Linked DNA regions of Homo sapiens: region 1 is linked to region 2. A link is an interaction called in ENCODE POLR2A ChIA-PET data of the cell type or tissue named here. Cell type or tissue: MCF 10A. All regions are shown on one strand. Each heading gives the region's core, and the rest is flanking DNA. Links, peaks and the distances in the headings are about the cores only.

Region 1 (5,386 bases), core at 78-5,077, 60 kb after region 2:
AAAGTTAAATGGTATAAAAGCAAAGCCCAAATTAGAGACCCTAAAATAACCTTGGAGAAGGAGAGTTCTCAGTTATCAGTAGAATTGTCTTAGGAATTTGAGGAAGCCCTTGTATACAGTGAAAATGAGACCCTAAGTTAATTAACAAAATGAAAATAACTTACAGTACATATCTGCCACTTCCAGTACTGCTATAAATAATTGCAAGTGTAAGGATTTTTAGTGCAAATATGCAGAAAACATGGGCATAGAAAGTTTAGATGACCTTAATGAAGAAACAGAGTTGGCTCTGAAACTGTGCTTAGCAGGAACAACGTTTTGTGCACTTGATAAACACTGTCAGTTGTTAAGGCATCTTCTGATAGGTGAAAAGCGGTTTTTTGATGCAGTACTGCCTGGCATGCATCTTCTCGATGGTCTGTTATCTTGTGGGAATGACATTCGTTAAGTTGTTTTCTGTGTGCATCCCACCCAAATAAAGAATGTTTCATCAGCAAAGTGAATTGCCGTATAGTCATCAGACTCTAGAAATAAATTATCAACGATGACTGCAGTGGGTGAGGCTGTTTGTTTATCACATCACTTGAGAACAGAGTAAAGTGAGTTTCATATTTTCCTGAGTCTTGAATTCTCATTTTAGACATCTGTTCAGAAGCTTTCTAAGCCATGGAGTATTCTAAATGAGCATTTTGTTAAATGGATGAAGGAAGACTTAGTTTTCCATTGTTAGGTGAAACCTAATTAAAAATTAAATAATGACCTTGTGTTGGCTTGTAAATTCCTTATTTCCTGCATGTGTGAGTGTATTTTGTTAGAACATTCCATTTTAAAGCATGCCTTTTTTATGACAAGAAATACTTTTAAAATACTATTTGCTTTTGAAATTACAGTAGGGAATCAAAGGATAGTCTCTTGTTGAGAGGAAGGTATTAGAAGCATGTAGCTTTATGAACTATATTTTCTGTGAATATAGCAGAATTAGTTTAATTGTTCAATTTCACCCTCTCCAGCATGATTGCACCCATCAGGGCAGTTAACAGAGACACCGCTATTTGTGTTATACTAGGAATTCTTTATAAACTTAATAAATGAAAGCTTTTTCTCTTATAGGCCCGATTCTCTAGTGGACTTCTGGTGAAATTATGTGGCTACCTTCCATTAATGTTAATGGAGGTTATGGATATAAATCCCTCCATAGTGATGGAAGAATGAGCCCCAGAGAGAAGAATGTTTCTAATGAATCACTGGATTGTGATATAGGATTAACTTGGTGTCCCTAATACCATTTTTTTTTCCTCCTGAAAGTTTAAGGTCTTATGTTTAGGAACTAGTTTCTCTCCACCTTAATCCTTTATTGTCAAGTCTGCAATAATGTTAAGAACAGGAAAAAAAAATGTAGATTCCTGGATAGGCACAGTTTTTATATTAATGTAACTATATAGGCATAGTTTTTATATTAATGTAACTATACAGCACCTATTTTTGTGTTTTACTATTACTTGGCAGACATCTTGAGTGTTTTACAAGGTTATCGTATATTTCACTAATAATCGTTGCTTGATAATTTGGTGTCCTGACAGACTGCAGTTTATTATTTAGTATTAAAGCTCTCAAATGTATTTATTGAGCACCTGCTGGGTACAAGGCTTTGAGCTTAGTGATGAAAGCATATGACATAGTCTGTAGCCTCAAATTTTCTATAATCTCGTGATAAAAGTAGGTACCAGTTCATTAGTTGCTTTCCAGTGGGGCACAAATTATGGAACATCGTCTGGCTGGCCGGGCGTGGTGGCTCAAGCCTGTAATCCCAGCACTTTGGGAGGCTGAGGCAGGTGGATTGCCTGAGATCAGGAGTCCAAGACCAGCCTGGCCAACATGGTGAAACCCCATCTCTACTAAAAATACAAAAAATGAGCCAGGCATGGTGGCAGGCGCCTGTGATCCCAGCTACTCAGGAGGTTGAGACAGGAGAATCACTTGAACCTGGGAGGTGGAGGTTGCAGTGAGCTGAGGCCGCACCACTGCACTCCAGCCTGGGCAACAGAGTGAGACTCTGTCTCAAAGAACAAAAAAAAAAAAAAGAAAAGAAAAAAAAGAAATATTGTCTGGCTAAAGAAAGGAAAAGAATTCTTATTCAGAATCAGCATGATCACTTCTGGGAATCTGAATGGAGAAAATAATTCTATATGTAATGATGTTTTCAATCAATATTATTTTAGGTGGTTTATTTATTCAGCCAACTGTTGTTGGCTGCCCACTGTATACCAGGCAGTGTGCTAGATACTGGGAGTACAGCAGTGAGCAGCACAGAGACAGCCCTGGTCTCATGGAGTGTGCACTTTGAGTGTGGGAAACAGTATGTGGGTACATAAACAAAATAATTTCTAATGTGATAGATCTCTAAAGGAAACAGGCAAGGTGATAGAGAATAACTAAGAGGACCTGCTTTAGATGGGAATGTGAAGGATGAGGCCGCATTCATACTAAGCATCCAAGTAAGGAGAAGACCAAGTGCAAAAAGTTTGGTCGGGATGAGTGTGTGTGTGTGTGTGTGTGTGTGTGTGTGTGTGTGTGTGTGTGTGTGTACCAGAGACTGAAGGCCATTATGGCTGGACAGTTAAGGGAGAGTGACCTAAATAAAGTTCATATTGGCGGGAGAGCAGCTTGCCACAGGGTTACACAGAATAGGCAGTGGTGGTAAAGGCAGCATTTGAATCCAGGTCCATTTGGCTTTGGAATGTGCTGTTATAGCAGCAGAGGGCAAGTGTGAAACATAATTCAAGGAAATAATTGCTGTAGCCATCCAGACCAGAGGAGGATCGCTTTGATCTAGGAAAACATCTCAGTAGTCTTTGAAAAAATGTACAGAATATGAAAGATATTATAGGTCTTTTCCTCCTATAATACAACCAGGAAATTATTCAGGCTAATTTTTTCAGAAAAATTATTACAATAAATTATGATCTCCCTTTGAAAGGTATAATGTATTCAAACCTTTTTAATTAGCTAATCTTTTCCTGTGAAATCTTAAATATTTGCACGTATAATTGGTAATTTTAGCTTTTATGTAGGTATGTTTCCCCCTGGTGTTACTTACAAAACCTGGCTTACTCAAGGCCCAAAGTCCACCCCACTAGTAAACTCTCTCGTCTCTGTTCCTGTGCCAAGTGCTCTTCCTTTGTTACCAGGTCCACATAATTAATAGCTTTATCATATGAGGTAATTCAGTTACTCAGCAAAACAAATGATATACACTTTTAGAAATAGCTCTAGAAAGTAAACTTGAACGTAAAATTGTTTAGTAAGAGGAAATTTCTGTTTGTCTTTAATTAAGAGAAACTGTATGGAAATGTAAGCTAAGGATGCATTAATCAGAGAAGTTGGCATTGCACTGTTCTTCATTTTTATTTGGCATAGATTGCATGGGTGCTCATTAAATAATTTGTATGACTGAAATAACTTGTGATAGTTCTTGCTAAAGTTTTGCATGGACTCAGACTAAAGAAACTTTAAAATTTGAATTAAAAAACATTCAATTCTTAGGTTTGAAGGTTTGAGTTACTTATTATAACTGAAAATCTTTATTATCAAAATGTGTGTTCATTATAGTGTTTGCTTGCCTTCTTGGGTGAAGAAATACTTATTATGAGAGTATGTAGATTTTCCGTGAAGAATTAGTAATCATGCATCAGGTTGATACCTGGTGAGTAGATATTTGTATTTAATGCTCTTAAATTTTAACAGCCTTGCCTCTGTATGCCCTGCTCATCTGTGTCTTACCAACTTTGATATTGTTTGAAAAATAAACATTTGAAGGAAGAAGTTTGCATATTTAGAGGGTTGGTAGTTCATTACCTGCATGTAGGTTATGCCCACATCGCAAAGAAATCTGATCTATATGGGTAACATATTTGGATAATCAAGGCCAAGGTAAAGGGATTCATTCCCCCTTCTTGAATTTTATGGTTTCTGTATGTCAAACCAGATTTCATTGGTTTAAATCTTGTGGTGTACACTTGGCCATTGATTTGGTTTGAGCTCTGTAATATTTGTAATTATGTGAGATGACAAGATTGAATTAACTTAATTGTAGAGTTTTACATAGTGTCTGTATCAACATCCTAATAAAATAATATGAAATTCAATAAGTAATGCCAAGTGGGACAGTGAGCCACTCACATAAGCTTACTAAACTTGATATATTCTTATGGCACTCCTCCAGAATGTAGAAGAAACACATTTATCTAGGTGATTAGTATTCTTTCTGTCTGCCAGATTTAAGGATTGTTTGGAAATATTGTTAGAATCAAAATCAACGTTTGTTACTACACAGGGTTGAGCATTCCAGGCACACTCTGGTCGTTTTGTTATTCTAATGTCCACTTATTTCATGTCTGCCGTGACCGTGACAGTTTTCAGTCACACAGAGCTGCCATCAAAAGAGTGATAAGCTTGTAAGTGAAGCCTTTGGGGAAGCAATAAAGTCATTTTTCTGGTCCCATCTCAAAAGACATTATTGGAAATTTATTTAAAAGTGATCAAGGTAGCACATACGAGGCCTTCTACAGTTTGCATTTTGGAAGTTATTAACAATCTGCAGTTAAGTCCATTTAAAACTGAAAGTGGCTCTTCCACAAACTACTTTTTAAATAGCTTGCTGGTTCTAAATTTAAGGAGAATGGAAATATTGGAAATTAAAAGTCAAAAGAAATTTCTGGGGCATAAGATCCTTTCAAGTTTACAATTTCTCACTTTAGATTTAAAACTTGAACACGGCCATACTTTGCATTTTATGATATCTAATTAGTGCCTTGTAATATATTTTGTGAACAGTATCTGTTAGCCATAATATCAGGGACAGTTTAAAAAATCTTCAGTACATTTATGATAAAAGTATTAGCATTGTAAGGTCTTAAATTGACATCTAGGACATTAGGAAATCAAATTTAAAGCATTGCATTGTCTGTTACTCAATGGAGTGGACTGAGGACAGCGTGTGACTTGTGTACTGCAAATGATGCAATAGCTAAATATCCTAGTGTGAGTTAAGGTTGATTAAGTGATCATCTTTAACTCTGCTTTTCCCAGGGCTCTTTGAACTCTTGTTTTATTAGGTAATATGCTATGCTGTTATTTTATTGCTGTTTAAAAAACCTTCTCTTTTGGGAAAGAAAACATGTGAATTCTTTGGTTTCTAGATAGAAATTAGCAATCTTTTGCTCGGAATGTAAAAGTATGCTGTATTATCACAAACTGACCCTCCTCCTCCCCAAGAATTCTAGGGAGTAAAATGCGTGCACAGGAAATCAGAAATGGATCAACAGAGTTATAGGTTTTAAAAAAACTGCCTTGCATTTTTGCCCTGGAATTAATTTTCAGTGAAAAT
Region 2 (5,386 bases), core at 154-5,153:
GCTCTAAGCACTTTAATATGATAACTCATTTAATTCTGACAACAGCCCTATGAATTAGTTGCTGTTTTAATCTCCATTTAATAAATGTAGGAAACTGAGGCACAAATAAACTAAGTAATTTGCCTACTACTACTTAGCCTGTGCATGTTAAAACTAGCTAGTTGTTTGGCTGCAGCACCTGTGCTCTTGACCACTGACTACACAGACAAGAGGGGTTTTGAACAGTGATCTCTGCATGTGATCCTGCTTGGAGCTGTTTTCTGAAAAAAGTAGACAGGAAGTAATTAATCCCATTAATTTGGTACATCTAGACAGCCAACCTGGCATAGAAGAACTCTTACCCACTGAAAAGTTACTTTCCATAAGCTATCCAAGTGATTCAATGCATTTTATATACAGATCATAAATAAACAAGAACATTGAAAATTGTTCCATTCCCCATATCCTTTTGGTTGGTCCTTGAAAATGGTCTTTTTCCCCTCCCCCAGAAAATATATGATTAAATTGTCATTCTCAAAGAGCACTCATACACTGTATGTATTGCAGAGCTAGGACAATAACAGCTGTTAATACAGACAATCTTGATTGTTAAGGACGCATGCATACTGGACTCATCACTTTCATCACCTTCAGTTTAAACAGATGCCACCTGAGGAATATGACCTCTTTTTCTCTCCACATTAACCCCCTCCCCCATCATTATTCCCTCTTAAATAGAATCATGGATTGTCTGTGCAAAAAAAGACTTTAGAAACCACATCATTTACCCTCTGCAATTCTACAGATGAGGAAAGGGTGGGGTGGGGGTTGGGGGCACAGAAAAAGAAAGACTTGCCAGAGCTTACAAGGAACCCAGGACTCCGTATTTCCAGTTCACTCAGTTCAGTCTACTTCCCCCAAACCAGATTGCTCCTTAGAGTTGATAAAAAGTATTTAGACTAACAGCACACTTTAAAAAAAGTTTTAACAACCCTTTTTTGGCCCAAGATACATAAAGAAGGGGCTGTCTTACTCCTTTCTTCCTTTCAGATGTGTTCCTGGAATGTCTTCACCAGATGTTTACTCGAGAACTTGCAATCTCAGTCTTCAACATGTGAGCGCATTTTAAGAGCAGTATTTTAGATCGGAACCCAATTAATGATTTTTTTTCTTTTTTAAAAAAGGGAATTTTAGTTTGCTTGCAAATGATCCGAGTCTGTAGAGTCTTTACAGACTCTGCGTTAACCTCAGTCAATTCCACTCTAGGACGTGCTAGTCTCACAGTCTAGTTTTGTTCAGACTTTATTTTGCGCCAAGCTGCATTACAGACCACTTGTCCAGGCTGCAAAAGGTTGGGGTAGGGGGTTGGGGTGACGGGCGCTTCCCCCCCGCTTCATATACGTGAAGCAATCTGGAATCATTCCACTTGGCTCTGACGCGCGCGCGCGCACACACACACGCGCGCGCACACACACACTCTCACACACACGTGTACCGTGCATGTGTGGGCGCCTATGGATCTGTGTATGCGCGCGTTTGTGATTTAAAGTGACAGGACCAAGAACTGGCTGAAGCAGAGAATTGTTTTGCGTGATAAATCAACTTGATTGTCTCCACACTGTACTTCCATTATTCACCCGAGTGCTCGGTGGTTACGGCGGACGTGCACTGCGGCAAAAATGTCCTCGGAGCCGCTAATTTTGTGGCCACTGCGGCGGCTGCGGCGGCTGCGGCAGCGGAGGCGCGGGGGCGCGAGCACGGGTTGATTTTTCAAGATCTATCTCCTTTAGTGCAACTCGCCAAATGGAATCGAGTTGACAGCAGAAGCCTCACAGGATGCGTGTGGATTGGGTTTTGTGCCTGTGATTTTTTAAAAAAATATATTTTTTATTTGTGGAGAGGAGCCGAGCTGTTGGCGCAAGAAGGGAAATATACCTTTTCTGTTTTATTTCCCCTTTATTCCCTTAAAAAAAAAATGAAAATGGCCACCACCGTTTCCTGAGCTTTCAGGAGGCCAGACCTTTGCAGATGGGGAGGTGACACTTTTTTTTTTTTTTTTTTAGACGGAGTTTCGCTCTTGTCGCCCAGGCTGGACTGCAATGGCGCGATCTCGGCTCACTGCAACCTCGCCTCCCGGGTACAAGCGATTCTCCTGCCTCAGCCTCCCGAGTAGCTGAGATCACAGGCGCCGGCCACCACGTCTGGCTAACTTTAGTAGAGACGGGGTTTCACCATGTGGGTCAGGCTGGTCGCGAACTCCTGACCTCAGGTGATCCACTCGCCTCGGCCTCCCAAAGTGTTGGGATTACAGGCGTGAGCCACAGCGCCTGGCCGGAAGTGACACTTTTAATCTGTTTCTTACCTCTGTCCCTCCCTCCCTCACCCACCTCCACCTCGTCAGCTCTGCAACAGTCCAGGGAGAGAAATTGTCATAGGCACTTGTGCCGGTCATTTGTTTTCACTCGCTTTTTTCTTCTGACAGTAGTTACCAATTTTTTTCTTTTAAAACTGATACTTTTTGTCTAGTTATCAAATTTTTAATAAATATATGTCCAGAATATGTTTGATTTGTCTTCTTAAACACCAACCCATGCAGTGGCTGAACAGCAGCAGGAGGCAATCTCTTTACCAGATCTGGTAGAGATCACCTGGGGCAGACACAACTCAATAGTTACAGACAGTTGTTTTTTTTTTAATTTTTGGAGGAAGGTGGCTAATTTACAAATTAATTTCTAGAAATGTGTGTTGATGCCTGTGAGTTTATTTAAAAACACATACAGAATTTTACTTTCATATATTTATTATTGAATTGCTATTTTCTGTAGCTGAGCATATGGATCACACCAGACATAATTTACATTTAAAAAGTGGGATTCCAAAGACTTGAGGGTCAGCTGTGCCACCCAACTTTGTTTGCAGGACAAAACCTGAATGTTTTTTGAGGGGGTGGGAAAACTTTTCCATTCATAAAGATGGCATTGACATATTTATCCTAGGTTTTTACCTCTCTTGAAGCTGACTACAGAGCCATAGTGGTATTTGTCAAATTGGGAAGATAATTGCAGTGTGAATGTGTGAGTAATGACACAGTATTGCATAATAATAACTTAAGCAGCATATCTTTGTTTACAGTGATGTAACTTTCCCAAAGTTTATATGTAGCCTTAAAGGGTTTAGTGCAGAGCGGATTGCAAATGAGTAACTGCCAAGAAGAAAGAAAGAGGGTGATCCATCCCTCCCAGTTAGTTCTGCAGTCCTCATTGTTATATGAAATCCCAACCTGCAGATACCAGGGGCAAGAGGACCCCATTTTTCTTGAACAGAAGGGAGAGATTGGAAAGAGGCCAAACTGATGACCTTAATGTATTTGATAAAGTTGGCCCGCATTGTCCATGATATGAAAAAATACTCCTTTTTAGGAGAAATTAAAAAGCTAGATGTAGCAACACAGTGAAAATCCATCTCAGTTAAATGTGAATATATACCCAGTGGAGTAAGCTATTACAACATAGTTGAAATATAGCTTTTTTTTTTTTTTTGACTGAGTCTCATTCTGTCGCCCAGGCTGGAGGGCAGTGGTGCAGTCTCAGCTCACTGCAACCTCTGCCTCCTGGGTTCAAGCAATCCTCCTACCTCAGCCTCCCAAGTAATTGGGATTACAAGCATGTGCCATCATGCCCAGCTAATTTTTGTATTTTTAGTAGAGACAGGGTTTTACCATGTTGGCCAGGCTGGTCTCGAACTCCTGACCTCAAGTGATCTGCCCACCTCAGCCTCCCAAAGTGCCTGGATTACAGGCGTAAGCCACTGTGCCTGGCCAAAAGACAGCTTTTTTTAAAAATGTGCTTCTAAAATAGTGAAAATGAGCCCAAATGAACTCACCACCAACAACCTCATTTTCTCCAACATTTAAAACATACTTAATCGGTCCTGTGTTTGGGGTACTGTTTCACAACTCATAATTTGTAAAACTGTACAACTTTCATGTTACCATAACTTGATGAGTTTTTTTTTGTTTTTTTTTTGAGAGAGGTCTCGCTCTGTCACCCAGGCTGGAGTGCAATGGCACAATCTTGGCTTACTGCAACTTCCACCTCCTGGGTTCAAGTGATTCCTGGTTTCAACTTGATAAAGTAGGCCTGCATTGTCCATGATGTGAAAAAATACTCCTTTTTAGGAGAAATTATAGCCATGCCTCAGCCTCATGAGGAGCTGGAATTACAGGCGCCCATCACCACATAGCTAATATTTGTAGTTTTAGAAGAGACAGGGTTTCACCATGTTGGCCAGGCTGGTCTTGAACTCCTGACCTCAGGTGATCCACCCACCTCGGCCTCCCAAAGTGCTGAGATTATAGGTGTGAGCCACCACCCCAGCCGGATATTTTAATTCAGCCATTACAGAAGAGACAAATGGAAGTAGGTCAACATCTAGGTCCACAGAAAGGCGGCCTACCTACCAACTCAAAGGAAACCCATACTGTCTCCCAGGCACCAAAACTTCCACTGTCTTTTTTCTTAAAGACTCACATTCCAGGGCCTCAGAGTTTGATGTGATTCTGACTTATAGCTACAAAAGTGATACCAAAATGTTTAAATTAAAATATGAACATATGAAAACTAACAAATAAGCCTTTGTTGGTCATTAAGCAAGGCCCTAAACTCATGAAATACTCCCCTAAATTCTATCAGAATTAAAACTCTTTGTGATATCCTCAGTAGAACCATGATTCACCATTACAGAGACTATAGTCAGACCACAGAGTTAATTTTTATAAACTTTCTTGGTATAGATTTTTTTTAAGCAAAAAAGAAATCACAAAAATAGCTTTCTTATAGAAAATGTTTAGTAAAATTCCTAATATGCTGCTGCTGTAGACCGTTTTGCTAAACTGGGCACTTCGTTTAATGACAATAATAAATATCTGAATAGTATAAACATTAACTATGGTATTTTCTTAGTTAATTGGTTATGTTCTTATTTTTAAAGCAACATAAAACATCATAGGAAAATCTTCAGATTTTACCATACTGGGATTGCTCTATCAATGAAGTGCTTTTTAATTTTCAACTTATGATTTATGTGTTAAGCTTTCATATTATCAATTGTAAAAAAAAAAAACAAAACTGAGGGTTTTTTACTGGGTGCACATCAAAGTTAACATAATTATATTATCTATAGACCATGAAAGTCATACTATTGTACCTAACATACACACGGAGACAATTTACAATAGTAAGTAACATTATGCAATGTTACATTTTTAAAAAATGGAAGCAAAGGCTTTGAAGAAATTGAAACAACTGGGGTGATCAGGTAACAATGTAAAAGCAATACAGACACAAAACTATGAGATTGAGTCATTATTCACATTTAGATTTACATTTACATTTACAAAAGAAAAAAA

The links. Peaks named below come from ENCODE experiments on the same cell type or tissue, not always from the same donor. Only the 100,000 strongest peaks of a DNase experiment are listed, where the experiment ranks them.
Region 1: POLR2A ChIA-PET joins it to region 2 with 14 read pairs; 8 of 35 experiments call an interaction of 5 or more read pairs at or near these places.

The regions. Positions count from the first base shown.
Region 1 is chr1:61,116,125-61,121,510 of GRCh38, forward strand. The region is part of intron 2 of NFIA (nuclear factor I A); the gene reads left to right. Among named protein-coding and RNA genes, the nearest start is that of NFIA, 36 kb to the left of the region's middle. In MCF 10A, for the core only: no CTCF peak of the experiment used is centred there; a DNase peak (open chromatin) is centred at 4,997.
Region 2 is chr1:61,055,603-61,060,988 of GRCh38, forward strand. No RefSeq gene overlaps it. Among named protein-coding and RNA genes, the nearest start is that of NFIA, 24 kb to the right of the region's middle. In MCF 10A, for the core only: no CTCF peak of the experiment used is centred there; DNase peaks (open chromatin) are centred at 1,479 and 3,099.